Linked DNA regions of Mus musculus: regions 1, 2, 4, 5 and 6 are each linked to region 3. Evidence: chromatin loops called from intact Hi-C (ENCODE). Cell type or tissue: left cerebral cortex. All regions are shown on one strand. Region 1 overlaps Cped1 (cadherin-like and PC-esterase domain containing 1). Region 2 has its middle 110 kb from the start of Gm38774. Region 3 holds the start of Gm30493 (a long non-coding RNA gene). Region 4 has its middle 100 kb from the start of Gm38773. Region 5 overlaps Fam3c (family with sequence similarity 3, member C). Region 6 has its middle 110 kb from the start of Gm38773.

The links. A loop is a pair of places that touch in the nucleus more often than their neighbours do. Peaks named below come from ENCODE experiments on the same cell type or tissue, not always from the same donor. Only the 100,000 strongest peaks of a DNase experiment are listed, where the experiment ranks them.
Region 1: a loop joins it to region 3, with 6 times the contacts of the local background. A loop is called at or near these places in 11 of 42 quality-filtered maps.
Region 2: it touches region 3 in a loop (4-fold over the local background); 7 of 42 quality-filtered maps call a loop at or near these places.
Region 4: a loop joins it to region 3, with 7 times the contacts of the local background. A loop is called at or near these places in 7 of 42 quality-filtered maps.
Region 5: a loop joins it to region 3, with 8 times the contacts of the local background. A loop is called at or near these places in 11 of 42 quality-filtered maps.
Region 6: it touches region 3 in a loop (5-fold over the local background); 9 of 42 quality-filtered maps call a loop at or near these places.

What each region holds. Positions count from the first base shown.
Region 1 is chr6:22,119,079-22,124,078 of GRCm38, reverse strand. It overlaps Cped1 (cadherin-like and PC-esterase domain containing 1), which reads right to left. Exons shown (of 22, transcript NM_001081351.1): 7 at 4,475-4,617; 8 at 3,023-3,095; 9 at 1,655-1,822; 10 at 423-527. Among named protein-coding and RNA genes, the nearest start is that of Cped1, 140 kb to the right of the region's middle. In left cerebral cortex, a CTCF peak has its summit at 1,908 (motif pointing left); a DNase peak (open chromatin) is centred at 1,881.
Region 2 is chr6:22,517,479-22,522,478 of GRCm38, reverse strand. No RefSeq gene overlaps it. Among named protein-coding and RNA genes, the nearest start is that of Gm38774, 110 kb to the left of the region's middle. In left cerebral cortex, a CTCF peak has its summit at 2,842 (motif pointing left); no DNase peak of the experiment used is centred here.
Region 3 is chr6:22,982,483-22,987,482 of GRCm38, reverse strand. Ptprz1 (protein tyrosine phosphatase, receptor type Z, polypeptide 1) reads right to left here. Exons shown (of 30, transcript NM_001081306.1): 9 at 1,168-1,352; 10 at 26-152. Gm30493 (a long non-coding RNA gene) reads left to right here and starts at 1,786. Exons shown (of 3, transcript XR_377374.4): 1 at 1,786-2,650; 2 at 3,507-3,613. In left cerebral cortex, a CTCF peak has its summit at 2,990; DNase peaks (open chromatin) are centred at 2,533 and 3,053.
Region 4 is chr6:22,492,107-22,497,106 of GRCm38, reverse strand. No RefSeq gene overlaps it. Among named protein-coding and RNA genes, the nearest start is that of Gm38773, 100 kb to the right of the region's middle. In left cerebral cortex, CTCF peaks have their summits at 438 (motif pointing right) and 2,978 (motif pointing right); a DNase peak (open chromatin) is centred at 2,981.
Region 5 is chr6:22,322,793-22,327,792 of GRCm38, reverse strand. The region is part of intron 5 of Fam3c (family with sequence similarity 3, member C); the gene reads left to right. Among named protein-coding and RNA genes, the nearest start is that of Fam3c, 31 kb to the left of the region's middle. In left cerebral cortex, a CTCF peak has its summit at 1,997 (motif pointing left); a DNase peak (open chromatin) is centred at 1,994.
Region 6 is chr6:22,499,669-22,504,668 of GRCm38, reverse strand. No RefSeq gene overlaps it. Among named protein-coding and RNA genes, the nearest start is that of Gm38773, 110 kb to the right of the region's middle. In left cerebral cortex, no CTCF peak of the experiment used is centred here; no DNase peak of the experiment used is centred here.

The DNA of each region.
Region 1 (5,000 bases), 860 kb after region 3:
TGAACTCCTGTGATATTGCTACTACCAATTAAGATTAGGCTGTTTTAAAAAGTCTTATTATATTAATTATGCTTATTTTTCCTCAAAAGAGTAATTAAAAAGTAACAAACTGGTTGCTTGTACATGCCCCAAAGCTAAGAATGAAAGACCTTGGAAATATAGCAACATCTTCCCCAGAGACCTGTGACACCCTGGCAGCTACTGTGATGTCATACCCTTTACTTCTGGTAAAGTCCATATTATTAGCAAACTCTTAAAGCAAAGCATCGACATCTTCCCCAAAGGACGGAAACAGCTTACAAAAGCGTTGTAAAGAAATATCTGTGTGTGGTTTGAAGGGGGAAAATCGGGCAGTTTATGGCTAATCTATTAATATCATAATGTCAGTCACCAAGTGGAAAGAAATGTCACTTTTGTTTTACCAGTTGGAATTGTCCCAAACTCCCAAGTTCCTTTACAAAAGTCCTAATTGAGTGAATTTCCTCGAATGACAGGCACTGATTTAATTCCTTTTCATAGTTTCCGTCCTAGAAAGGGTAAAAAAAAAAAAAAAAAAAAAAAAAAAAGCATTAAGTGACTTGGAACCAGTCAACCATCTTTCCTCACTCCTTCTTAATAAATAGATCAAACTCTGTAACACTCTGTAACAGCTAAACTTATTAAAGTTATAGAATTCACAGAAATGATATGTTGTCACAACACTATCCAAAGATTTAAAAAAAAAACATACTTGATAAGACCAACTGTCTGAGCTAAGCCAACAGTACCTTGGTAGTAAGGGGGTGGGGGCTGTGAGTGCAGGAGACAGGATGTGTGGGACCACAGTTTAGGAATGCAAGTTTCCCCCTTGGGCCTTCTGAGTGCTCTAGAGGTGAAAATATCTCAGAGCATCTGTGCAGGTAGCCCCAGTGTGGATCACTGCCGGTGAAGGGTTTCATAGACTTGCACCTACCAGCCCAGGTTTCCACACAAGTATTTGCCTCCTAGTGTGACCCTGAGATGGAGTGATGCTGTGGGAAGAGGTGTGTATGACAGACACTATCAGTACCTTTGTGAGAATTTTTACATTCTCGTCTTCCAAATTCTCCAAGTATGGGGTTCAAAAAAAAAAAAAAAAAAAAAAACAATGGAGGAATATACTATGATAACCTGTACAGAGATTTTAGTGTATAACCATTGTGCTAGCCTACCATTAAAAAAAAAAAAAATCAGCACTCCTCTGAAACACTCCACCCTGGCTGTCAGCATCTAGCTTGCAGTGCTAACAGTCATGAATATTTAAGCAAATTAATGTTTTAGATCAGTTCCCCTGGAGTCATCCTGGAGTACCCTGGCATCCTAGATTGCCTTTAAAGAGTTCTAAGAGCCTCTGTGAAGTATCCTAAAGTGTATAAACATCTACCATTGTTTCAAAGTATCCATGAATATTCCTCAACAACTGTGAGCTTTTTTACATCACTTTCTTTCATAACCTTTCACAGGCCCACTGAGTCAATATAAAACAATGTTGCCCCTTAGACCAGAAAAAAAAAAATCCAGAAGCTCACAATAATAGGTAATAATTACAAATTAATTTCAAGTAAAGAATTAAATCGCACAATAAAAATAACCGGTGACTGCAAAACCGCTTGTCAGTGTGCAAGTGTGAGCTTACCACGAATGCACCTGCTGAGTCACGCCTCTGCAACATCTCAGAAACCATGGACAGTGAAGACGCATTGGAGAAGAGGAAGTCGAAAGTATCCCTTAAAATAATATTTTCCGCATTTTGGTCCTCCGCGCTGAAATTCTCATCATCGTGAAAATGTAAATGTTCATGTACCTTTGAAGGAAGAGAAGCCAGTACAGTGAAAGGAGCCCTTAAGGCCTGGCTTATTCCAGGTTGGATTGTAGACCAGAGCTGCCATCTAGTGGTCTTCTGGAAGCTAACAGTTTTGTAAACGTGAGGACCGCTTCTGATGAAGGAAGATGCCAATCTTTTTTTTTTTTTTTTTCCATTTTTTATTAGGTATTTAGCTCATTTACATTTCCAATGCTATACCAAAAGTTGTTTCAACAGTGCGTTCATTTATCTTGAAACGCTTTATAGCTTACTATATTTCTCCACGGAAGATAAGACATGACATCCTTCCCCAAACACACGTTTTTAAAAGGTTGATGTCTACGATTACATTTGAAAAGTGAATGGCCACTTAAAGATTCTGTAAGATTGAAAATTTTATAGAAGAATCTTAAAACTGCAAATATTATAGTTTGGGAAAAAAGTAAATATTAGTAGAGTTGAACTCTGGTTACCCATTAGATTATTTTCTTTCCCTTACCTTCCCACTTTATAGCTCAATAGACAGCTTTTAAAAAATAAGTTAATGGATTCAATTTTTAAAATCTTTACCACTGAAGGCTGCTTAGAAGAAAAATATGCTGAGATCTGAAAAAAAATATGCTGCAATCTAAAAGAGTTATAACTCAAAGAAAACTAAAAAGAAAAACCCTCACATTTATAGGTACATATACCAGAAAAACATTTTTAAAATACACAGGACTTTCTATGCCTTTAAATTAAAATTTAAAACTAATTTGTTTATTTGTATTGCTAGGATAAAACCTACAACTTAGTACATTCCAGGCAAGAATTCTGCCAGTGAGCAGTCTGTCTAGTCCCCACAGATTTCTTACTTAAAATGGAGACCAAGGACAGAGTTATCTTTTCACAACACCACGAAAGTCCCTGAGTCACCTGTTTGCTATTACCGATATGTCTTGCTTTTCTCCGTGAACACGTATTTGACTTAATACCATCTTTGTTCATGAATTTGGGGAATTTGGGGAACTACAGGAAACTCGGTGTTTGTCCTGGTGTGTCTGCCATGGTTATTAGAGTTCACAGATTCCCCACTTGTTAGGAGCCATGGGTGCATCAGCCTGTACTGACTGCAATGCTAGTTATTATTAACCAACTGGTAGCTGTGAATGAAAACACACTCTCACCCCCCAATACACACCCTTCATCCTGCTCACTCACCTGGAGCACCACAGGATATCCTGAATCTCCATAACCAACATCAAAGGTTAAAAGCTGAAAACACTGTATACATCTAGAAGGGAAAGAACAAAGTAACGGGACATCAGAGTCTCTTAGCTACTCTTACTCTGCTATTGTAGCATTGTTAATAATTGATACTATTAAATTTCAATAAGTTAAAAGGTCAGTAGCATGCATAATAGGGAATTACATGAAACTGATTGTGGGGTTGAATCTCCTTTGTTCAGTAAAGAAAATGCAAATAGGCCTCCATTTTGCATGATATACTACATTAGCTAATGATGTTATTCCATGAGAACCCTGATATGGTTATTTTTAACACAGACATGTGCAGAAAGTGTGGGAATGAGCACCTCTCTCTTTTTGGACAACTAGAGTTAACATTTCCTTAGAATAAAGCAAATAAGCTAGAGTCAAAGAAGCTGAGGTCCGAGAACAGAGGTGACCCCATTTTCCCATCAAAAGCTTTTGTTTCTTTCTCAGCATCTGAAATCATTAGGACATTTGAGAACAAAATGCATTACATCTAGGCAAAGTTATATGCAGTCAATACTTAGTATATTTGCTGAAAATACTTTAAAGTTGTCTACAATTCCAAATTAATTTTAGGATCCAAGCACAAGCTTGTAGACCCAGCACTTAGGAAGTGGAGACAGGAGAATCATAAGTCCGAGGCTAGTGTATGTCGCAAAGTAAGATTGCTGAAAAAGAAATGATTATGACTATGATGACTATGATGGTGATAGTATGAAAAACCCTGAATTTTATTTCTTCTCACTATTTGGATACAAAAATGGCATGTACCAAACTCTGAAGTCTTAGAATCTGTAAATGAGGCCATGTATGTTTAAAAGATCATATTATAATGTGGTGACATACACTTTTCCAAGTACTATTTACTTTCCATAATTAAGCTTTACACTAATAAATTTTAGAGTCTTCCTCCCTTCTTCCCTCCTTCCCTCAATCCCTGCCTGTCTCTGTCTCTGTCTCTGTCTCTGTCTCTGTCTCTGTCTGTCTCTGTCTCTGTCTCTGACTCTGACTCTGTCTCTGTCTCTGTCTCTGTCTCTGACTCTGTCTCTGTCTCTGTCTCTGACTCTGACTCTGTCTCTGTCTCTGTCTCTGACTCTGTCTCTGTCTCTGTCTCTGTCTCTGTCTGTCTCTGTCTCTGACTCTGTCTCTGTCTCTGTCTCTGTCTCTGACTCTGACTCTGTCTCTGTCTCTGTCTCTGTCTCTGACTCTGTCTCTGTCTCTGTCTCTGTCTCTGTCTGTCTCTGTCTCTGACTCTGTCTCTGTCTCTGTCTCTGACTCTGACTCTGTCTCTGTCTCTGTCTCTGACTCTGTCTCTGTCTCTGTCTCTGACTCTGTCTCTGTCTCTGTCTCTGTCTCTGACTCTGTCTCTGACTCTGTCTTTGTCTGTCTCTTGCTCACCTATTGAAGGTCTTTGGTCCCAGAGTAGATGCGTCACTAAACACCTCAGCTACCAACAGGAGCTTGCTAATGGCTTCCTTCATGCTGTCCAGTGCTTGCAGAGGCGAACTGGTCCTCAGGAATGTCTCAAAAAACATCTGCAGCTGGGGGAAAAAAAAAACAGACATGGCAAAATAAATTTCTATCTGCCTATTGTTTCCAAGGTCAGTGATAGGAAGTGATCCTTAGGGTCCTTTAGGGTCTCCATGTCAAAACAAACGAATGAACAAAACAAAACAAAACAAAAAACAAGAAAAAACCCTTTAAATAGAAAAATGTGAGAATCTAAGATTTAAACATTTTTCATTTAAGTCACAAAGAAAAAGAGAAAGGTTCAAATACCTTACAACTCAGCTTGGCATTCTCTTTCCATTTTTCTTAGAGTATGGGATCATTGGAAGGAGAGTGCACCTAAAGTAGTATCAGGGTCGCAATCTGAGCTCTGTGGCTTGACATGTGGCTCTATCAGTCAGGAGAGTGGACTTCT
Region 2 (5,000 bases), 470 kb after region 3:
CACACAATCAGGAACCTCATATTAAATTGATTGTTTCCAAATATCATAAAGCTAAAAGTATCTTTAAACTTATCATTCAGACAGATATAGTTTTTCATAGCTCAGGGTTTGTTTTCTTGAGAGTAATAGGTCTCCTCTGTGGGAGGTGAGTGTCTTAGTCAGGGTTTCTATTCCCACGCAAAACATGATGACCTAGAAAGAAGTTGGGAAGGAAAGGGTTTATTCATCTTACACTTCCACATTGTTGTTCATCACCAAAGGAAGTCAGGACAGGAACTCACACAGGGCAGGAACTTGGAGGCAGGAGCTGATGCAGAGGCCATGGAGAGGTGCTGCTTAGTGACTTGCTTCCCCTGGCTTGCTCAGCTTGCTTTCTTATAGAACCCAAGACTACCAGCCCAGGGATGGTACCACCCATAATGGACCCTCCCCTCTTGATCACTAATTGAGAAAATGTCTTACAACTGGATCTCATGGAGGCATTTCCTCAAGGGAGGCTCCTTTCTCTGTGATAACTCCAGCTTGTGTCAAGTTGACACATAAAACCAGCCAGTAGAGTGTGGGATTGTTTTACACAGCGGGAACAGGAAAGGATCCGCATGGAACCAATCTCCACAGGTGTTCCTGCCACTCTCTTCAGCCCTTGCAGAGTAGAATGTACATTCTCAATCACTTTATGGAAGGACTGTGGTCAGCAAGGGTTTCAAACTGAAGGAGAATTTTATCACCAGATAAAGGGCTCGACCTGCCAAGTGCAAACTGAAATTAGGGATAGGGGTGGACACATAGAGAAGGCAAATATCAGGAGATGAAGTTAGTGAGGAGAACCAGAATACTCACTGAAGGGCTTTCTGTTTTGGTTCATCTGTCCTCTTCTGCGCATCTTCTCAAAGACAAGCTCGTGGGAAACACCAGGGAGCTGCCTCCAACCTTGGGTAGCCAAGTGTATCTGCACAGGATAGGAAGTGGGGTGGAACAGCCACTGAAGTGTGTGGCATGGTTCTAAAAGCCCCCTGTATCAGCAGAGTTGGTTGACAGCCCAAAGGCAGCTTTTCTGGATCCCCTACCACCGTCACACATGCGCACACTTCACCTGACCACCTGGAGGTCCAGGACTGAGTGTGGCGTATGTCTTACTGTTGACCACAGATGGAGGGACTCTTCAGGTGGACAACCTCGGCTTGAGGGTCCCTCACTAACCTGGCCACAGCTTCCAGAGTTACGCCACCATGTGACTTTTCCTGGGCTAAGGATTCTCCACAGTTCCACTGTTACCATTCTTCTTTTCAAAAACATAAATATGCCCGGCAGTGGTGGCACACGCCTTTAATCCTGACACATGGGAGGCAGAGGCAGGTGTATTTCTGAGTTCGAGACCAGCCTGGTATACAGAGTGAGTTAGTTTCAGGACAGTCAGGGCTATACAGAGAAACCATGTCTCAAAAACCAACAGAGAGAGAGAGAGAGAGAGAGAGAGAGAGAGAGAGAGAGAGAGAGAGAGAAAGAAAGAAATAACAATCCCTGCTACTGTTTAGAGGCAAGTCTTACTATACCTCTCATAGTAAAGGTTTGACCCTTGAGCCAGAGTAAGTCGGGAGCTAGAAGATAAATGCCCCCCTCCCCCAAATGCACATGTGAAAGCCTTAACCCTGAGGCAATAGCATCTAGAGATGCATTTAGAGATGAGCCTTCGGGAGGTAATGTTAGATGAGGTTATGAGATGAGCTTTTAAAATGGGGCACATGAGTATTTATCTCTGTTGCTGTAATAAAACTGCAACTGTGATAAAACTGTGAACAGACAAAAGCAACTTATGAGACGAGAAAATTTATTCAGTTTATACTTCCATATCATGACCCATCATTAAAGAAAGTTGGGGCAGGCAGGGATTCAAGAATTTGAATCAGAAACAAACAAAAATAATCATGCAAAAACAAGACATTATTTGTGGCTCAATTGCAAAATCATTCTTAGCTAGCTTTCTTACACATCTAAAGATCACCAGCCTACGAATGGTACCTCCATAGGTGGCTGAACCCTCATCTATCACTTAACAGTCAAGACAGTGTCCTGCCAACCAATCTTATCTGGGCAATTCCTCAATAGAGCTGTTCCTCTCACAAGGCTCCAGGCTGTGTCAAGTTGACAGTCACTAGGACAGTATCCTTTGAAAACAGGTATCAGAGCATAACACTTATGTATGCCCTTCACTCCTCTGATCTCTCTCTCTCTCTCTCTCTCTCTCTCTCTCTCTCTCTCTCTCTCTCTCTCCTTCTTGTCCTCCTTCTCTCGTGCATGCATAAAAAAGAAGTTCTCTAAGCACACAGTGAGAGATTTTAGTTGCCTATAAGCAAAAAAGAAACTGGCCATGTTGACATCCTCATCTTGACCTTCTGGCTTACAGATCTATGAGAAAGTTAACAGTTTTGTGCTACCCAGCCTATGACACTTGGTTGTGTCAACTGAGTTGACTAAGACAAAATCCCAGGACCATCTGGCATTATTTGTCATAATGATAGTCACAACTGCATTTTTTCACAACTGCACATATTTTCACAAGCAAATTCACCAAACAAACATTTAAATGCATTTTTATCTCAGTAAATACAGGAAATAAAAATCACACTAAGAAAACAAAGTCTTTTAAAGTTTTCCACAAAGAATATAGCTTTTAAGTGTGTTCCTGTCATGTTTTGGTCCTTGTTGAAAAGTGCTACTTGGGGCTAGAAAGATGGCTCAGTAATTAAAAGTACTGGCTGTCCTTCCAGAGGTCCTGGGTTCAATTACCAGCAACTGACATGATAGCTCAAAACTTTGTATAACTGTAGTATTATGGGATCTTGTGCCCTCTTCTGGTATGCAGGCAAAACACCCATATACATGAAATAAATAAATCTTAGAATGAGGAGGAGGAGACATGGGAAAGAAGAAAGGAAAGAGAGGGGACATGGGATGGAGGGAGGGAAGGAGGGAGGAAGAGAGGGAGGGAAGGAGGAAGGGAGGAAGGGAAGAAGGAAGGAAGGAGGGAGGGAGGGAGGGAGGGAGGGAGGGAGGGAGGGAGGGAGGGGCCACTCAGGAATACTCAGTACACCTCAGATGATTTTATGACCCAAAGGCAGAAGCAATACCCTCAAATTAAAAAACAAAACAAAACAAAGCACAGTGTTATTGTATTAAAGGTTAAATGATTTGCCGGGGGGGGGGGCATTGATTAAATCAATAAACCAGTGATAGCTTTGAAACTTAGGACTTGTATTTAAAGTATTTAAAGTTTTCTGCCTCTCATTCCATTCATGGAAGTCTGGCATGGTGTAATATGTGTGGAAACAAGTAATATGTGTGGAAACAAGGATTATAAACTTAAAATTACTTTAATTCAAAGTTGATTTAAAATTTTTGATAAGACCACAAATCCCAGTGGCAGCTAGTGAGGAAACTAAAGGAACCTAAACTGAAAGGAAATATGGGAATTTGAAGTCATGAGAATGCCAGTACACTGTAGTCTGGGTAAAAGAATGAATAATAATTATATTCTAGTTACCATAAGGTTGTAAACAGCATAAAAAGCCTGAGGAAACAGCTTTGAAACCTAGTTCCATTAACATTTACTAAACTTTTATTAATATCTTGTTGCCCATACAGAATTTCTATAGAATGTGTTTGCCAGAATTACATAGAAGGAGCATCTGCCTGGTTGGTTCTGACTAGGTTTCTCTATGTTTCTCTAGGTGAAGATTGAATACTTGCACTGAGCAGGACACTAGTTATTATATGACAGGTGGTGAGAGGTGGCCTCAAAGTCACTTCACACTCATCCATCTCCCCTTACAGACTGTTCCATAGTAGACTTCTTTTTTTTTAATTAGGTACTTTCTTCATTCACATCTCCAGTGCTATCCCAAAAGTCCCTCACACCCTCCCCCACCCACTCCCCCACCCACCCACTCCCACTTCCGGGCCCTGGCATTCCCCTGCACTGAGGCATATAAAGTCTGCATGACCAATGGGCCTCTCTTTCCACTGATGGCCGACCAGGCCATCCTCTGATACATATGCAGCTAGAGACACGAGCTCCGGGGGGGGGGGGGGGGGGCACTGGTTAGTTCATATTATTGTTCTACCCATACGGTTGCAGTTCCCCTCAGCTCCTTGGGTACTTTCTCTAGCTCCTCCATCGGGGGCCCTGTGATCCATCCAATAGCTGACTGTGAGCATCCACTTATGTGTTTGCCAGGCCCCAGCATAGTCTCACAAGAGACAGCTATATCAGGGTCCTTTCAGCAAAATCCCACTAGTGTATGCAATGCTGTCAGCATTTGGAGGCTGATTACAGGATGGATTCCCGGATATGGCAGTCTCTAGACAGTCCACCCCTTTGTCTCAGCTCCAAACTTCGTCTCTGCAACTCCCTCCATGGGCATTCCGCTCCCCATTCTAAGAAGGGGCAAAGCGTCCACACCCTGGTCTTCGTTCCTCCTGAGTCTCATATGCTTCACAAATTGTATTCTATATCTTGGGTATTCTAAGATTCTGGGCTAATATCCACTTATCAGTGACTACATATCATGTGAGTTATTTTGTGATTGGGTTACCTCACTCAGGATGATGCCCTCCAGGCCCATCCATTTGCCTAGGAATTTCATAAATTCATTCTTTTTAATAGCTGAGTAGTACTTCAACATTTTAGAAAGGGCAATCTGCAAATTCATCTGGAATAACAAAAAACCTAGGATAGCAAACACTCCTCTCAAGGATAAAAGAACCTCTAGTGGAATCACCATGCCTGACCTAAAGCTTTACTACAGATCAATTGTGATAAAAACTGCATGGTACTGGTATAATGACAGACAAGTAGACCAATGGAATAGAATTGAAGACCCAGAAATGAACCCACACACCTATGGTCACTTGGTCTTTGACAAGGGAGCTAAAACCATCCAGTAGGGAAAAAAGACAGCATTTTCAACAAATGATGCTGGCACAACTGGCAGTTATCATGT
Region 3 (5,000 bases):
GAGGAACATCTCAAGAAGCACTCACCGGCATCTTCAGTGGGCATGTCCACTATCAGTTGGTCACTGTACTTTCCATATAAACCATTAGAGCATACGGCCACTATTTGAAGAACGTAACTCATGTTAGGTAGTAAATTATTGAGAATGGCACCCTAGGAGAAAGATAATCCAAATTATACAAAGATGTTATTCTCAGAAAACTATTAACAGTGAAAAATTAATCTTGACTATTTATGCCTTCATGCAAATGCATACGTGTGGTCACATGTATGTGTATTTGCACATGTGTGCTCACAAAACAGTAAATCATTTTCTTTATAAATTATGAGAGGAAATATTTGCTCACTATTTCAGTTCTCCTATACTATTATCTCTATATTGTAGACAAATTAATTTAAGAGTAGTTAAATTTTATCTGTTGTGTTCATATACTATCAAACATACTAATAATGGCAGGTTTATTAAATGGGTTCCCAGGACCAGTCTTGCTGCCTAAGTGTGGACCTCAGAGATTTCCTGGTTTTGCGGTGTCTTTCTGTACTTGCAGGCAGATGAGAGGTTGCTCACCTTTCTCTACCCCTACCAAATCAAAGTCTCTGACCCAAACTGTGACATTTGGGTCACAAAAGGATTCTGAACTGTATTATCTGTAATTCCCTAAATGGCTAAGAGGGTGTTTTATATTATTCTGTCATCAAAGTAATGGCCCAGTTATCACTTTACACATGTTATCTAGAAATGCAAAGCAAACAATTTTTAAGTCCACTACGTGGTTTTTTTGTTGTTGTTCGTTTTTGTTTTTTCTTTTGATAATATAGAATACACAACATATGTAAGGTGAGATTCTTGGGCCAAATGTGAGATTTTAAATAGAGTACTTAATTATTCTTTACATCACTTTATTTATGAAGGAGGGGCACACTAATAATGTCCAATGCCTAAGTTTCCCATGTGTCCATCTTCCATAACATTGTTGACAGTGTCATGATGTTCTCATATTTAATTCCAACTACTGCTATTATTTATTATACCATATTCCCTGGAAACATCATCACTCAAAATGTAAAGTGACCAAAAGTAAAAAAAATACATGGGTATTTGTAAGTTCTTACCTTGGAAGTCAAACTATAATGTTATCAGACAGAAAGTAATTCATCTTATAGTTACCAAGTCCTGATAGCCATCTGTTAAGAACTCATGCTTGGCTTGGTCATTTCCCGCCAGTGGCTGGTACAGAACTGCAAACTTCTCAATCATGGCGTCATAAACGACCCGAGGTCTTTCCCATGTGACCAGAAGGCTGGTGTAATTCTCAGGGTCAGCTTGCACATTTTCTGGTTCTGAACTACACACTTCCGGAAAAAGATAAAATAAAAAGTGAGTCATTGGCAGAGTCATTGTTGGCTTCCAGGGTTTATATTAAGTAAAATGTACTCTCTGGACATTTTAAATTATATTTTAGTTCAACATGAAGTAAGATATTCTGCCTTTTTATCATGATACCTTCACTTTTGATGATCTTTTTGTGCCTAAAATTAGATTTTGTTCGTAAAAAAAGAGGGTTACTCTGGCTCAAATTCTGGAGAGTAGAAGTCCTGGTTGAGGCCCCTTGACTATGACACATCTTGATGGGAGAATGTGTAGACCTCACTGTCTGTATGGTCTCTTCCTGTGCCCTTAGAGCACCACCAGGATTTAGTCACAGATGTTCCATCCACAAACCCAATCCAGTTACTTTCCAAAAATCCCACGTGAAAACACTGTACTTTGATTATTTTCTGCCCTTTTAAAACCATTAAAATATAATAAGAACAATAGCTTCCTCCCCCTTTTCCTTTGCTGTTGCCTAGGACATAGTTTTTAGAGTGCTTGACATGAACAGTCATTTTAGAAACAATGAATAGTGTTTATCTCCAAACTCATGGTGTCTGTAATGTGCCTTGCTTGAGACTTGACAAACATATTCAGCTTAGGACTTAGGAAAAAAACTATAAAGCGTTATCTATATTTGGATTTTTGCTATTAGAGAAAGTCAATATAATTCAAAATTTCCAACCCTAGAAATCCATATCATAACTACAATCATCAGTCTTGTCTTTTTGAGAACCGCTGATGAAATTCATTTCTGGTATCATTAAAAGCTTAAATAAATAACTACAGGGAATTAGGATATTTGTCTCCTGTGGAAATAATATTGTGAAAAACTTTCCAAAACTTCTGAAAGTAACTTTTTGATCACTCTGGGTGGGAACTGAGCCAAACTTCAGTTGCTTCGAAAACAGTCTTGATGGTCGGCAGCATGTACATATATGTAATAAGTTTAGAGTAACTCACACAGAAAAGGTTACTTCCCACAGACATTTGCAAAGCATATGGAGAGAAAAATCTCTCAGGAAAAAGACGAATTAACAAACTCACTGACTAATGTCACCCCCATTGAGTCCTGGGAACCAAAGAGCATACACAGTCTGGTCCGAGGCCCCATTATATATACATCAGAGGGCTGACCTCACAGGGAGAGCAGGTGCCTAATCCTGTAGAGACTTGATGCACCAGGAGAGGAAGATGGGGGGAGGGGAGAGCTCACTCTCAAAGGCAAAGGGGAGGGGAATGAGCTGAGGAACTCTGGAAGCGCAGCGACATTTGGAATGTAAGTAAATAGAACAATTAATTAAAAATAGAAGAAAGAAAGAAAGAAAGAGAGAGAGAGAGAGGGGGGGGAGGAAGGAAGGAAGGAAGGAAGGAAGGAAGGAAGGAAGGAAGGAAGGAAGAAAGGAAGAAAGGAAGAAGAAAGAAGAAAGATACTCACTGTCTGGGCATTGTTTTCCAGGGATATCTAAAACTACAAAGCTGTGTCCTGTAAGTGTTTAGGTGTCTTAGATAAACCAATCCCCATGGGTAAGACATCTGAAATATGCCAGCAGCCGTTTTAGAATATGATCCTAATGGATTTTTTTTTCTCTGTTCTAGTTTGTAATTCGTCTCATAAACACACGAGGGCAACCGTGACTAACAATTTCCTGCACAAATAACGCTGACTTAAATGCGGTTTTAGCAATTTAGCAGATCAACTCCGTGGTTGCAGCAGTACATTAATTATTCACAAAATATAAGCACGTGCTTTGAATGAAAACAAGGATACATTTACACGAGTTAGGATTTTTTTCTGCAAACAAGTCATGTTATTTTTTGTTGGGGGTAGTTAGAGTGAGGTGTTCCTTTGAGGTGAGAGTAGATGGGTGGGTGGGGAAGCACCCTCTTAGAGGTGAAAGGGAGAGGATGGGGTGGGAGGCTCATGGAGGGGGAACCAAGAAGGACAACATTTGAAATGTAAATAAATAAAATAATTAATTAAAATGTTAAAAAAGAATCAGAGGAAAGAATAAGAGAAAAATTCTTTCATTGTGAAAAATGTGAATTCAGACCAAACATTTATTTTCTAAGCTATGTTTAGCCTATATCATCACACAATGCTGTCAGTGACGATTCTGTGATTTTTCCACCAGATGGCAGAAAACAATTAACCAATCTCAAACTAAGGGCAGCACAGAAGCTATCATGGGGAAACTGAGACCATCTCCTTCTTCCTGGTAGAGAAGTGCACCTGTAGAAGGTATGAGGGGATTCCTGGCAATATAATTTGTAGATCTTCTCCTCCTAAAATAAGTTCCTTTTTCTGGAGAAAATGGATACTTTAAAGTGACTTACAGTCTTTTAAAATGTACTCTTTAAAATTCAGTTATGCACCACATAAAACTCAAAGGTCTTGAGTAAAGTAGAAAAGTGTTAGTTGGAATATAACCACAGCATTCTTTTTTTTTTAATTAGATAATTTCTTTTTGAAAATTTTTTATTAGATATTTTCTCTATTTACATTTCAAATGCTATCCCCTTTCCTAGTTTCTCCCTCTGAAAATCCCCTATCCCCCTACCCCAACTCCCCAACCCTCCCACTCCCTTTCCTGGCCCTCACATTCCTGTTTACTGGAGCATAGAACCTTCACAAGACCAAGGGCCTCTCCTCCCATTGATGACCGACTAGGCCATCCTCTGCTACATATGCAGCTAGAGACATGAGTCCTATCATGTGTTTTCTTTGGTTGGTGGTTTAGTCCCAGGGAGCTCTGAGAGTACTGGTTAGTTCATATTGCTGTTCTTATAGGGCTGCAAATCTCTTCAGCTCCTTGGGTACTTTCTCTAGCTCCTTCATTGGGGACCCTGTGCTCCATCCAATGGATGGCTGTGAGCATCCACTTCTGTATTTGCCAGGCACTGGCAGAGCCTCTCAGGAAACAGCTTTGTTAGGCTCCTGTCAGCAAAATCTTGTTGGCATCTGCAATAGTGTCTGGGTTTGGTGGTTGTTTATGGGATGGATGCCCATGTGGGGCAGTCTCTGGATGGTCATTCATTCAGTCTCTGCTTCGAACTTTGTCTCTGTAACTCCTTCCATGGGTATTTTGTTCCCCCTTCTAAGAAGGATCAAAGTATCTACACTTTGGTCTTCCTTCTTGAGTTTCATGTGTTTTGCAAATTGTATCTTGGGTATTCTAAGTTTCTGGGCTAATATCCACTTATCGGTGAGTGCATATCATGTGTGTTCTTTTGTGATTGGATTACCTCACTCAGAATGATATTTTTCCAGATCCATCCATTTGTCTAAGAATTTCATAGAGTCGGTTTTAATAGCTGCATAGTACTCCACTGTGTAAACATTCTACATTTTCTGTATCTTTTCCTCTGTTGAGGGATATCTGGGTCCTTTCCAGGTTCTGGCTATTATAAATAAAGCTGCTATGAACATAGTGGAGCATGTGTACAAGTTAGAGCATCTTCTGGGTATATGCCAGGAGTGGTATTGCTGGATCTTCTGGTAATACTATATCCAGCTTTCTGAGGAACCACCAAACTGATTTCCAGAGTGGTTGTACCAGCTTGCAATCCCACCAACAATAGAGGAGTGTTCCTCTTTCTCCATATCCTCGCCAGCATCTGCTGTCACA
Region 4 (5,000 bases), 490 kb after region 3:
CGCACGTGTGTGTGTGTGTGTGTGTGTGTGTGTGTGTGTGAACATGTGTATGTTTGTATATGTGTATGAATATGTGTGGATATGTAGATATATGCGTATTTATATATATATGTGTGTGTGTGTGTTATTTTTATAACTTTAACCCTTCATATACCTTAGATGTGAATAAGATTGAAGAAGATGGTTACCTGGAGATGCCAATGGATAAGGAGAGGGAGTAAGGTTCATAAAAATGCTTGTTATTTCTGGCCAGAGAATGAAAAGAGAAAGTTGAGAAAGTAAGAGTTTAGATAATCACTGTGTGTCTTTGACCAAACATCACAATAGGAAAGGAACAAACTATCAGAGTTGCTAAGAGTCAAGAATGGATCCAGGACTATCTCTCCACCTGCTAGGGAGTGGAAACTTGTGATTGTCCCCTCATTCAGGTGTCAGTAGAGGGCAGCAGGGAGTGATGAGGAGACATTCTACCCTGACACTGTCATTGTTATGATTTGACAAATACAAACATGGTTCTGAAGCCACTCATTCAATATGTACGTTACCAGTAAAGAAACACAAGCCTAATTTGATGAGAATGAAATTGTTGCTTGTTGGTATAGCAGTTAGCCAGGGAAAGCTGGTTTGTTGGGTTTTTTGTTTTTGGGTTTTTGGGGTACTTTGGGGGTTTGTTTGTTTGTTTGTTTGGGCTTTTTGTTTGGTTGGTTGGGTTTATTTTTTTTTTTTTTTTTTTTGGATTTTTGAGACAAGATTTCTCTGTATAGCCCTTGTTGTCCTGGAACTCACTTTGTAGACCAGGCTGGCCTCGAACTCAGAAATCTGCCTGCCTCTGCCTCCCGAGTGCTGGGATTAAAGGCGTGCGCCACCACGTCCAGCTTCTCCTCGGGAAGGAATCCTCAGAATTTTCTTTCGGCCCTTTTTAGCATCTGGCTCATTCCATAAGAGCTCAATTACTCTAGATTCAAATCTATTCTCAGGCTAATGTATATCAGTGTCGTGGTCACCTTGAAGACTTTTTGCCAGTTAGTCATGCATCCTGAAAGGTTTTTCAGTCTATAATGTTATTGTTTTGGAAAGCAAACATTCTTCTAGCAAATGGATTTTGAACACCAGGTTTAAAATGACAAAGAAACCTGCCTGGAGTTCCTGAAGCTTCTGTTCATAGGTGAATTTCACCCTTACCATTTACAATATATTTGGGCTGGAGAGATGGCTCAGCGGTTAAGAGCACTGACTGCTCTTCTGAAGGTCCTGAGTTCAAATCCCAGCAGCCACATGGTGGCTCATAATCATCTGTAATGAGATCAGACGCCCTCTTCTGGTGTGTCTGAAGACAGCTACGGTGTACTCATTTATAATAATAAATAATCTTGGGGCCAGTGAGAGCGAGGTTGACCAGAGCAAGCAGAGGTCCTAAATTCAATTCCCAGCAATCACATGTTAGCTCACAACCATCTGTACAGCTACAGTGTACCCATATACATAAAATAAATAAATACCTCTTTAAAAGCAAAAACAACAACAAAAAAAAAAAACGATATATTCATCATTCATAAAACAGCCCCCTCTTTTCCAAGAGGGTAGTTACTCTATTTCAACAAGGAATTCTATAAGCTGTAAAAAGAGAGATGAACTTTTATTGCTAATACACGCGCGCGCGCGCGCGTGTGTGTGTGTGTGTGTGTGTGTGTGTGTGTGTGTGTGTGTAATTTATCAGATTTCTAAACTTTGGCCAACTTTCATATGTTTAATTTTATAAACTATAAACACTGTAAGAGTTTAAGTTGAATTTTTTAAAAGTTGGGGTTAAATTTTTCTCTCTAGGGGGTTGTTTTACTAACTCACAAAACTCTCCATACACAGCCACTGCTATTAAGAAAGAGAGAAAGCTAAATATATATATATATATATATATATATATATATATATATATATATGATTTTATACACACATGAATACACATGTGTGTGTGGTGTGTATCCCTACCTAATTAAATTTTGACCAGGAAAAGAGCCATAGTTGACCTCAACAGGAGATCACTAAAAAGAAAAGAAAAAAGGGGGCCCAAGTGCCTGACCTAAAATTCCACTCACCCCACCCTGCTTTCCTCCACATTCATGGCATCTTTGGGAAAGAGCTTTGAGTGTACAATATTCGCCCGATTTTTGCGGTGGACCAGGCTAGGCTGATCCTCAGATCTCTTCCTCAGCTGTTTCCACAGCTTAGACCCTGCCTCATCTGACACTGGTTTTTGGCAGAGCCTGGTTCCACCAAAGAATTAGGGCATCTTATACTTCCACATCATTTTGTCTTCTTAAACAGTATGTATTCTCTAAATTGTAAGTAAATAGGTAGGTACCAGTATTTTCCTTTTACAGCTCTTTGAGAAAAGGTATTTACAACGTTAGAAACCAAAGGGGAAGTTTCTGATAGTCAGGGCCCCACACCCTCAGCCTTCCCTGCCTTTCACAGCCAACCTCCTGCTTCTTCTTTAGAATGGTGCCTTTGCACAATAAAAACACCACTTGCATAAAGCATCCAACCTTTTCCTTCCTAAGAAAGTCCCCTTTTCTAATTAAAATATGCAGTAGTCTTAAACACTTCATTACATCTTACAAATTTCAGAAACAGTCTCCTGCTTCAATTTTTGATATTAAATTCAATGTGAATTCTAGCCTCATGTTAACTTTAATTGGAAAAAAGTAGTGCAAAATGTACTTTAAAGGGAAGTCGTACCAGATTAATAAGAATTTCAAGATAAAAGCACGATTGAAATATTTGCTGAGAACCATATCCTTTCATTCAAATAAGGCTAAAGCCGTGTCAAGATTATGAGATTATTTTTTTTCTCAGTATCCCGGAGCAGAGCTAGCGAAGTCTGTGGAGGTGGTTATTCTACTCACCCCTGCAGAAAAATCCACAGAGCAGCCTCAGAAGCAAAAAGCCTTTGGGTCAAATACAGATGCTATTGCTTGTCTCAATCACTAGATGGCGCCATGAGAATCTAAAATAGCCAGTCCTGGCTCATGAGTCCTGAAACAGCTTTGTCAGCATTTCTTAAATTGCGAGCATTCCACTTTTAAAAGAAAAGGGGGGAAAATATTATTTGCTGAAAATTACTTTTAGCAGTTTTGTGGAAAAAAAAACTTTTCTCTAAATGTTTTCAACGACATAGGATTCCAGTAGTAACTGTACTTGTGTTTAAGTCTTGCCACTTTTTCGAAACTGCTTTCCTTCTCTAGTTAAGAACTGTCTACGATGATTAGTCAGCCCCGCAGTGTTCTGCCAAGCCGAAAATGCTGCATTATTGGGCCTTAAAAGCTCTTTCCCAAAGAGGCCATGAATGTGAAGGATACCAGGGAGGGGTGTGCAGAAGGGCTTAGAAGAAAGAAGAAGGAAAAAATGAAATGTTGTAATTAAAATACAATCTCGAAAACTAAGCAAACAAACAGAAAAGCTTTTTTCTACGTTGCATAAATTTCTGAAAAAATCGAAATAGCGGTCGATAGAAGGTGTCTTGCCTAAAGTCAGATACGCAAGCTACTTGTCCCACTGAGCCCAGTTTTTCAGCTTGTGTAACCCAGAGTCATCAAACTGTAATTTCTGTGATTTCACAGGTTAGGTTTGAAAACTATGGCCCCAGACAAAGCCGAGTCCTTATTTTGATGATTTTTGAGAAATAGCCTCAAATTTCCAGATTCGGGGTCGTCTCTTAAATAGATGAAATTTGTCAGTTTATGATTTCCACTTGATACAGAACAGATCTTAGGACATATTTTTCCGTCTGTTAAGTTATTAGCTAAAATGTCTCTGTAGCGGATGCTTCCCTTTGCGCAGAATCCTAAGGAGATGGGGCGGGGCGGGGCAGGCGTGGGATATTCAGCGGCTCTAGTTATTTCCTTTCCTGCAACTCTTCTACTCTATCAGCGTGATTAAGTATCTCCGACAGACCACAGTCGTGCACTAAATATGCGGTGCTTAAAATAGTAACATAATCATTTGTTTGGCAAATGAGGAGTGCAGCAAAGCAGCATAAACTGCTTTTTAAAGCTGAAAGTGTTCTACTTTCTAAATCCCTGAAGTGCAAATTATTTCCAAAGAATGTGCTACTGTCTGAGCGTCTTTCGCTGTCTCGTCTGGTCGTTTTCTACGTTTCTACGCTTCCTTTTCCTTGGGAAACGAAACAGAGGAAAGGAACCTCACCTTGTCTTCCACTCTTCACAAGACATGGGGATTTCTCTCCACACTGTCTGAGACAAAATGGACCAGACAGCAAAGATCTCTCTCTCTCTCTCTCTCTCTCTCTCTCTCTCTCTCTCTCTCTCTCTCTCTCTCTCTCTCACACACACACACACACACACACACACACACACACACACCACCTGTTGCCAGAAGAGTGTGTCTGCAGGTGGTTGGACATAAAGCTTTATAAGAAAGAGTAAACAAACTGTGGACCCCGGGGTACTACCATATTAATCTATCAGACAAGATGTGCCCAGTGGTACAGGAGAGGCATAACTACCCTGGGCTGAAACCAACTCCTTCCCGATTAGATCCGATGCCCTCTTCACAGAAGGGAATGCATACCTTATATGGTAGACTTACTTGGTCAAAAGCCTATGGTTAGAGAGATGGTAGACAGACCCTATCAGGGGGGGCCTACTAATGTTTTTCCTGAACAAATGTCATTAAAATGCCTTCTAAATATTTATGATGACACCCTTAGACTAGTGCAGCTTTCAGCCTTGGCCAGAGAAGCGCCTTTTGACAGTGGGACATGCACACATACAAGTAAATATATAAACGTCATTAAACATTTTTATATAACTGAAAAACAAAGGGGGAAATAATTGGATTGATTCTTATTATCAATTCTAGAATCAAGCAATAGCTTGCTCGGTCTATAAAGTAGTGTTAGTGTGAGATAAAACGGCAGGCTTGGCACTATTGGAAGAAAGAGGTAGGAAGAGAACCAGGAGAGTCAAAACTGGTTTTGTTGT
Region 5 (5,000 bases), 660 kb after region 3:
AAATTTCAGTGAACTATGAAAGGATTGGCCTCATGCAAAACACTTTCTTGGAAAATTGATGCTTGTAAGCTCTGCTCATTTTCCCCGAGTGCTAATGGGCAGCAACTGTCAGTTACACTCTGACTTTTCAGTACCCCAGATCTGTTTAATGACACAGCAGAGTGTGCAAGTTTTGGACGTTTCTGGGTCTTTAGACACACTCCCCTTTGTCGCACTAAAGAGTCCAAGTTTGAATCTAAATAAGAGGAGGAAAGTTCTCTTGGAATACCTCGCCCACAGTCACCTCTTTGAAGCCCAGAGTTTAGTGCAAGGAGAACATTAAACCCTTTCCCAAAGCCAGTTTTCCAACCGCAGTTACATAGGTCAGAAGATAAATGTTTATTGACAGTAGGGCTTAGTATAAGTGTACCGGGCTGGCAGCCAGATCTTTTGGTTCTAGCCTGGTGGGCATGTCATGTAGGGTTTGTACTCTGTTGTAGTTTGCCCAACCAAAAAATTGAGGCTGCCCACTAATCAGCTGCATTTCAAGAATCATTCTGCCATTCCCACGAGAGATTAATAATTGATGGAATTTTATAGCTAGAGCTCAGGTCATGAAGGGCTTTGTAATTGGCCAAGGATCTCTAGTGCGGAGACTGCAGGGACCAGTTCTTAGCCTAGTCCTTTTTCTTGTAGAATTATTTCTATATTGAAAACTTACAAGGTTTTTAAACAATGCTAACGTAAAGAGGCTGCTTGCCTAGACGGCCATTCATTCACCAGGTGTTGATTGAGTGTGTTTTCCCCTGTCGTGGAATGTACAGTCTAGCAGTGGTGACAGATACCTAAAAAGTAATTGCAACTAAGTGGTTGTCAGCCAGGACCCCAGCTGTGTAGGCAGTGAGACCCTTACTTGTGAGAGTGAGTAAGGTAGAGTCTAATTTGAGATCGTCATTGAGGGGAAAGGGCCCAACTTTAGATCAACCGGTGAGCATAGATTCTAAGACACTGAGTGTGGTCGGAGAAACTTGGGATCAGGAGACAACCAGAGGGAGGACAGACATTTCTGAACACCCCAGACGGGAGGCACATGTTCACAGGCCATAAGGAAGGAAAGTTCTAGAAGTGAGTGGGTCAGGCCACACACAAATGAACCTCTGATGGGTACAGGTCAAGGGTTGAGATAATTTTATAAGAGTGTTACATTAAAAAAAAATGAATTTTATAGCTATATAAGATGAGTCAGCTGGTGGAACAAAGAGCAATGGAAAGCCACGGTTAGTGGAGCCAGCTGTTTGACAGGGCATCCCTAATCATAACAGGTGTTTTTTTTTTTTTTTTTTTTTTTTGCCTGTTTCTCTACAAATACATAATATAATATGTATGTCCCTGCAGCTGTTCTGAGTACAGGAATTCACTGTAGAGACGAGTACTCCAGATTGCTGTCTGGACAGAGGTAATCACTATGTTTGTTATTTATCATAGCTATGGAGGTGCGAACGAACTGCAGACCCTGCCTGGGCTCTGCTCATTTCTAGTGCTCAGGGAAGCTGCCCCCCAAGATGCTTAAAGTAGCCATAGCTGGTGGCAGGTATATGAGGTAAAACTGTTCAAACTATGATTTGAAAGTGTATAGTGTTTATGCCTTTCCCTTAAGGGTCATTCTTTCTTTCTTTTTGTTTTTTTGTTTTTTGTTTTGTTTGTTTGTTTGTTTTAAGGCATTTATTGTAGAAAAGCAGAGAGAGGGAGAGAGTAGAGAAGTAGAGGTGTGGAGGGGGGAAGGGAATGCAGAGAGGGGAGCAAGGGGCAAGAGAGAAGCAAGGGGCAAGCAGGTTCTCTTTCTAAAGGTGTGTGTAGTGGTCCAGAGGGCCCTTCACAGTCATCAAGAATAAAGTAAATGTATTAATTGCTGTGACTACTCCTAACGTGTTGGTTTCTTGGGTGGTTTTTCCTTGACTGCAGGTTTTCCCTGCTTTAATCTGTTTAACTTGATAGTGCTGCCCCCTCGTGGGAAGCCTGCGGCACTGCGTCTTGCTGCCTGCCTTCGTTCTGTGTTGGACTTGTTTGATGGAATATAGAGCATGTTCTGAGACGATGGAGACAGTCCATTTGGGAAGTTGCTGGGGTTTGATTATTAGCCAACACATCAGTTGTAACCAGCACCTTTTGGAACCATCCAGTGTCCTTCTCCAGGGTCTGGAGCACGTGTTTTGAGGAGCTCCCCTTCTGATGCAGCCCAGCCAGTTTTCCAGTGGTGAAGCTTATGGCCGTCCTATGAGTGTGCTCAGCACACATATTCTTTTGTTTAAAAAGCTTGGAGATGTAGCTTATATATGTCCACACTTTACTCATTCGTAGTGTGATTCATTATCGAGTTTGTCGTATAATTCATCGTGTACAAACTCTGTGTGGTGGTCCGGGGAATGACACTGTTAGGAGGGGGTCACTGATGGAGTAGGTGTGGTCTTGTTGGAGGAAGTGTGTCACTGTTGGGGTGGGCTTTAAGAGTTTCCTTATCTTCCTGGGGATGTCAGTCTTCTCCTAGTGGCCTTCAGATGAAGATGTCGTATCTCAGCTCCTTCTCCAGCACCATGTCTGCCTGGATGCTGTCATGCTTCCTGCCATGATGAGAATGGACTGAACCTCAGAACCTGTAAGCTAGCTTCAATTAAATGCTGGCCTTATAAGAGTTGCCTTGGTCATGGTGTCTCTTCACAGCAGCAAAACCCTAACTAAGACCTCTGCCATAGTCATGTTAGGCTTATTCTTCCTTTTTATCTTGTTCATTTTTCTTCCCTCCCGACCTCCCTCCAGACCTCTCTCCTTCCTCCCCTCCCTCCCTCCCTTCAGCCTCTGCCTCTAGAATGCTGGGATTGCTGCCCCAGCTTAGAACATTTTCATACCACCAAAAGGAACCGCACTTGTAACTCTGGCCCTTCCCCATTTTCATTCATTCCGCACCTTACACCCGTGTCCTAAATAACCTTGTTTGCTTCTGTCCCTGTAGATAAGCTTGGTTTTGATGTTTTCCATAGCCGTGTCATCTTCGGTAACTGGCTTCTTCACTTGCTATAATGCTTTCAAGGTTCATCCACCTTGTAGCTCGAACTAGTTAATTCTTTTCACAGCTGAATGTTTTTCCATTATAGATATGGCTCATTTGTATAGCCGTTTATCAGGTTGATAGGCGTATGAATTGTTTCCCCGTTCTGACTAGTAAGAACCGTGTTCCTGAACCATTTTCTACGCAGGTTTTCTGTGGCTGTGTTTCCACTCTCTGTGCTTGTATGGCAGTGACTTTCAGATAGCTGTCGGGCTTATAAAGGAACTGTCAGATTGTTTTCCAAAGTGACCCCATTTGACCTTTGTACCAGCCGAGTGTGAAGTCCTGGGTCCTCCATAAGCCCAGACACTACAGCATCTAGTAGGAGTGAAGTTGTATCTCATGGAGGCCTTGATGTGCATCGCTCTAATTGTTGATAATGTCTTGCATTTGTAAAATTCACCACAGGGAAATGTCCATTTTGTTCGCTTTGAAAATTGATGGATGGTTATTTTTCCTTGCTTGGTTGTTTGTGTGTGTCCTTCTCACCCCTTTATGTTCCGTTACCTGTATCTTTGTTTCAGATGAACTTACTGTCGGCGTCATTGCTGTTAAATAGAGTGGTTCTGTAATAGCTGATGGTTCGCATTCCGTCTTCATTTGGTGTGTTTGAACTACTCACATTCACTGTACTTGCTATCACTTTAGCATTTTTTTTTTCTGTTTTCAGATAGCTTTACTTTGAGTTTCATGATCATTTTTTTTAAAGTTCTATTTGAGGGGATTAGTTGGGAAGAGGAAGTGAGGTCAGCAGGTGTGGCTGGGGGAGGCATGACATGGCGACACGGGATGAGGGAGGGTTATGGGCTATATGATTTAAAAAAATACTTTCTAAACACACGCAGAATTGTTTAAATTAGTGAAACCCATGGATATTGTATATGATAATAAAAACATTTTAAGAAGTTTCTTTAGATTTACTCACTGTTTTTGAGTGTATCTTTTTTGGAGAGACTTATAGTGATACTGTCTGTCCCTTAGCAGGAAGGTTTTGGAATTAAGGTCTAGTGTTTCTTCGGTAAATGACACCTAGATGTATATCACGGCACTATGCCTGCATGTTTGCAGTTTGCAACTAGCAGAAAGAGGAAGGCACTGGCTGGCACGGAGCCCTTCTCAGCATCAGATGCACGAAGCTTAACATTAGTTTTCTTTTTCCATACTTTGTCGTACTCATTTACATAAACGAACATGCCACTCACGTATTAGAATTAATTCCCTGCAACTGTAGTTCAGTTCCAGATATGAGTTCTGTGGAAGGCACTGACACCTTCTGTGGAAACCAGTTGACTATATGGAATGCATAATAAAGCATTAGAGACTTCATTTGCAAAATTATGTGCTACACATTCTATCTAATATTCACATACGTGAGTGTATGCATGCTCACATGCCTGCACAGCGCCTCCTCTTGCAATACACTGCTGAGGAAATCGCTAATACCTGGAATTCTTTTAACATGACCTACAAACTTTGGTTTTGTATTCCATAAAATAAACTGTTAGCAAGCCAATATGCCACTGTGCCGTGCGTCTCACGGGGTCACCTGCCATTGTTGACAGCCCGTAAGCTGCAGAGCATTACGCTGGTTATCTCAGGCAGCCCACGTGTAGCCGTGGCGAGGTATAATTCGTAGGTACAGCATTCCTTCTGAGTGCAGAGAAGGTTTGCGTTGATAATGACTAGGAAAATGTTCACGGTGGGGTGGCCTGGGTACAACAGTGCTTCACTACTCCTTGCTTTGGCTTTTAAAGAGCTTGTATAGCATAGGACTCCATTTCATGTCACCGTGTCACAGTCACAGTGAGCCTACAGAAGGTACACAAGAAAGGGTCTGTCCTTTGGCGTTTTGAGAATGGTTGAGAGATCGTGTCCTGTGGCGGGCTTGAAGAATGCCTCAGATGGCACTGCACGGTAT
Region 6 (5,000 bases), 480 kb after region 3:
AGTGCTGGGAGCTGAACCCAGACTCTCTGTAAAAGCAGCCAGTGCTTTTAACCACTGAGCCATCTCTGCAGCCGCTAGTTGAATCATTCTTATATGCATAGTTGTTTTTCTTTCTTCTTTTAACCAAATATTGTGTAGTTATAGGCAAACACCCTTAAAAGCAACTAGTTTATGTGTATGTGTTATGTGTATGGATGAATACAATACCAGTGACCTTTATAAACTGGTCAGTAGAGTCCCCATTTCCAAGGTATGTGGAAAGAGCAACATTTTCCCCTTGTTTTCTCAAATTTTGTTCAACTTTAAGAATCTTTATTTCTTGAAAGTTATCCTCTGCTTACATTTTGTTTGTGTGCTGTTTTATTTTTTGCTTTTGTATTTGAGACGGGGTCTCATGTAGCTCAAGCTGGCCTAACCTAAAACTCACTATGTCCCTGAATATTCCACCATACCAAATCTATGCTAGAGATTGAACTTAGGGCTTCATTTATACAGGGTAGGCACTCTACCAAATGAAATCCAACCCCTAAATCTATACTTTCACTATTATTGATTTGTATCTCAGTTGAATCTCAAACTGTTTTTTAATTCCCTTTCTGTAATTTCTTAGGATCTCTTCTAAATAAATGCCAGAATCACCAAGTTTTAAAAGTGCCTTAATATTCCCTGTTTTCTCTCTCTCTCATTTTGTTTTTGATGTAGAAACTGAAGCTCATGAGGATGGAAAGATTTGCTCATGATTGTTTCAGAGTCAGCCACAGCACAGTGTGTAGATTGAGTAGCTAATTGCATAGATGATCACAAATGAATGAGTAAGCTCGCGGAAGCCAAAGATTCTCAAACAGACACACTACTAGGACAGCATCCTTTCTAAAAAAAATTTTAAAAAACAAAACAACAGCAACAACAACAAAAAAAGCCTTGCTACCGAGACTACCCTAAGTTCTCTTGAAACTGAAGGTTTGTGACATTACATAAAAGTCCAGGCTGTCGAGTTGTGATATTCAACTTCAAAACATAACACTTACTCAAAAGTCCAGTTTATTAGTAAAGAGGCTAAGTCGTGAAGAGACAAGTCACTAAAAGCCTACCTACAGTTGAAGAGAGAATAGGTAAAATCCAAGCTTGGGTCTTGAATGCTTTTGCAATAGACTGTTTCTTCTCTTTTCATGGTTCCACCAGCTCAGAGATCAAATGATGCATCTATGCTGTTTTTTCCTCTTTGATATACAGGACGTCATGTACCTCAGATGAGCATCAAACTCACCGCACTGCCAAGGATGATCTTGAACTCCGGATCCTCTGCCTTCACCTCCCTCGTGCTAGCATCACAGCTGCACACCACCCCAGCCAGATCTGCACACCACCCCAGCCAGATCTGCACACCACCCCAGCCAGATCTGCACACCACCCCAGCCAGATCAACTCTACTTTTTGAAAGACAGAAAAAAATATCTAAGGTTAGCGAAACTGATGTGCATGCATACTGACTGCTTTTGTGTTTCTTCCCTCGGGCACTTATTCACAGAGTAGTAGACACTTGAAACACAGGGCATTAATGCACCTCTTCAGGGGACAAAAAAAAAGCAGAATGTAACCTTCCAGGGTGTTCAGCAGAACTCTCAACTACAAGCTCTGATTACTGATTTAATGTATGAAAAACATTTATTTAATATGTTGTTCTAAGGTGTATACTAAGAAAGAAAGGGGATTTGAAAGGAATCTGCAGCTAGCATGATGATTAAATAGTCAGAAAGGAAAGAGTTACACAGAGGGAATTATACTGTCAACTCAAGAGAAATCAACATAATAATAGTTTTCTAGGGTATGAAAGACTATTATCCTGACAACGATGACAGATTGTTCTCCATTTCCAAATAAAATAAAACCAGAGGAAATGTAACAAAACCTGGAGAGTTTTTTCCTGAGTCTGCTGAGCATGAAATTTAAAACTTTGTTTTAATTCATAGTGGGGAAAAAATGGAATTTCAAGGACAATGGAATTTTTTATCTCATGAGACACCATAAATTTTTGTTTAACCCAGGGTGAACCTATGATTTTTTTTTTCTAAGTAAGGCACATATCAGGGGGAAACTGGAGAAAAATTGACTTCAAAGTCTCTGAAACTTCCAGAGTTCTATAATATGAATTTTTAAAATATCATTACATTAAAAATATAATCCTACCATTTTCTACATAAAACTATCCCCAACTAGTATTGTCATGGCCAGTGCAATCTGGGTACCACAGCCTTGGTCCAGTTCGCCCACCTGTCTACATATAATCTGAGGTAGGCTGGGTACTGTGTCAAAGTCCCAGGAAACAATTCCAAGAGTCCGAGGGTGGTGGTCCTCTGACGATCACAAGGACCTAGTGACTAGAAATCTAGCACATAGGAGTGAAGGATGGACTGAGGGGATTCAGTTTGTAAGGGCGGTTGCTCCTTTGGAAGTTCTCACTTGTGAAGAGTTTCTGAGCAAGACAGTAATTAGTGACCAGACAGCAGAACAAGTCAACGCAATGATAGGTATGCTATGGGCCAGCACAGATCTTCACACGCAGTGTGGCCTTCGAAGAGACACAGTTGAGGAAACAGGTTCAATTCTGAGGTCTACCCTCCATCCCCACTCTTCTTGATGTTCCTTCCTGACAGAACAGAGGTGCGGTGAAAGATTGGAGGCCGGGGGTGGGGGGATATAGAAAATATCTATTGGAAGAGGGATAGCTACCACTCAGGAGGCAGAGACAGGCAAATCTCTGTGAGTTCAAGGCCAGCCTCATCTACAAAATGCGTTCCAGGATTGCCAGGGTTACACAGAGAAACCCTGTCTAGAAGAGAAAGGGAGGGGAAAGGAAACTGCAGAGTGAGCCTTCTATTACCAACCCTTTCCTGTGCATGACAGAGGACAGCCAACTAATAAGCTATTTGTAGAAAACTAGTTTGGGGGCTCCAATTTCTAGACCTCTTCCAACTTTCAATCTACCACTCACTTATCCCATAGCTTTTTACCACTGATAAATTTATCTCTGGTGGTTTTCTTGAATAGTTATATTCTGAACAATGTTTGACTCTTTAAAAAAAAATTTTTGTAAGTCAACTATCCCCAGAGTGCCTAAAACCTGGGGACAGAAATAACTTTTCATTTTTATGCTTCAGTAACCTAAATGGGCCACACTGGATTTTATCATTCAAACAATGGGGGAAAATATGGATTGAAAGTGAAAATAAGAAACTTGAAGCCCATGGGAAAGAAGAAACATAGAATGAAAGTATTTCCTAAGCAGAGCACTAATGAAACTCAAAGATAACACAAATGCTCAAGATAATTGAAGCTAGGTCTCTAAGTGGTACCATCTGAGTAGTAAAAGATGTCTAAATCTTGAAGTATGAATGTTTCCCCGTGCATTTGGGGCTATCTTTAGAAAACCATGTCACACTTTTACCTCTTTTCAAATACTGATTTTGTTGGATTCAATCTTCAACGTAATCTTGTTTTACAAAATGTAAGACTAAGGGGCTGAAGAGATAGCTCAGAGGTTTAGAGTACTGACTGCTCTTCCAGAGGTCCTGGGTTCAATTTCCAGCAGCCACATGGTGGTTAACAACCATCTGTAATGAGGTCTTCTGACATGCAGGCACATATGTAAGAAGAATACTGTGTACATAATAAATAAATAAATCTTTTTTTAAAGATAAATCTTTTTTTAAAATTTATTTATTTAATGTATATGAGTACACCATTGCTCTCTTCAGACACACCAAAAGAGGGCATCAGATCCCATTACAGATGGTTGTGAGCCACCATGTGGTTGCTGGGAATTGAACTCAGGACCTCTGGAAGAGCAGTTGGTGCTCTTAACTGCTCAGCCATCTCTCCAACCCAAATAAATCTTTTTTTAAAAAGCACAAAATGTATTTTTCCAGTTAAATAAGCCCATGGGTAGATGGCGTATGTGATTTGAAATTAAGCTTGTTCTACAGTGTAATTGAACTAACTGACATGCAGCATCTAACTCATCCCCCCAGTGTGTTTAATCTTTTTTTAAAAATGAGATTTAAAGGCATCTGCAAACCTAATTACCATGAATTCCTAAGGAGCCCAAATCTATTGTCATACTAGAACTTTACAACAGTGAGAACTGTTTGAAATAAGTAGGTCATGCTAATGCTGAACAACAGTTCTTGACATTTTGAAATTATCATTGGTGGAGATTTTTTACAAAATAGGAATTTAGCATAAAATTGCTGTTTTTCATTCACCAAGAAACTGTACATGGTTGAGAAGGATGCAAAACCATTATGCAGTGTCAGGATATATGCAAACTATAAAGGAGTACCAGCGTTTATAGGCAGCTTGCACTTACTAAAAAGAATCTGCAGACATAACGTATTTCTAAAAAGATCAAACAAATATATGCTATTGGTAGAGGAAATGTGTGTGTGTGTACATATATGCCAAGATCCTGAAGCTATAGAAAAATAAGTACCAAGTAGATGTGTAGATGCCAATATAGAAGTTAAGACAGTAAGGTTTCATCACCTTCAAATGGGAACGTATCAGTTTGCCTCTAGAAAATATTAACCTAAAGAGATAAAAATCATTGTGAATTTAAAATTAGCATGCAAAATGGCCACAAGAACCTTAGACTGAGGAACGTAGGTTAGATGAGCTCTAAATGAGTCTATGTGGTTCTAAAGTGACAAGGATGCTTTATCTCCTAGGGTATGTACAGCCTAGGGATGCTGGAAGAATGGTGGCAGGGTGCAGTAGAGGGCTGGGTTTGTCATGTCACCCAAGAAAAGGCACATGGTCTGTGTAGCCTACGGTTGTGTTATGGGAAAGTTAGAAAAGTTTGACTCCTGGAAAGACACCAGAGAACCAGAGAGTAGATGACACTCCTAGAGAGGTCCAATCTGGAACAGTAAGTATTCAGTGACACGTGTGGGTTGTGATGTGTGTGACTCCATCAAGACTATACATCTCAGGGGGGCATCAAA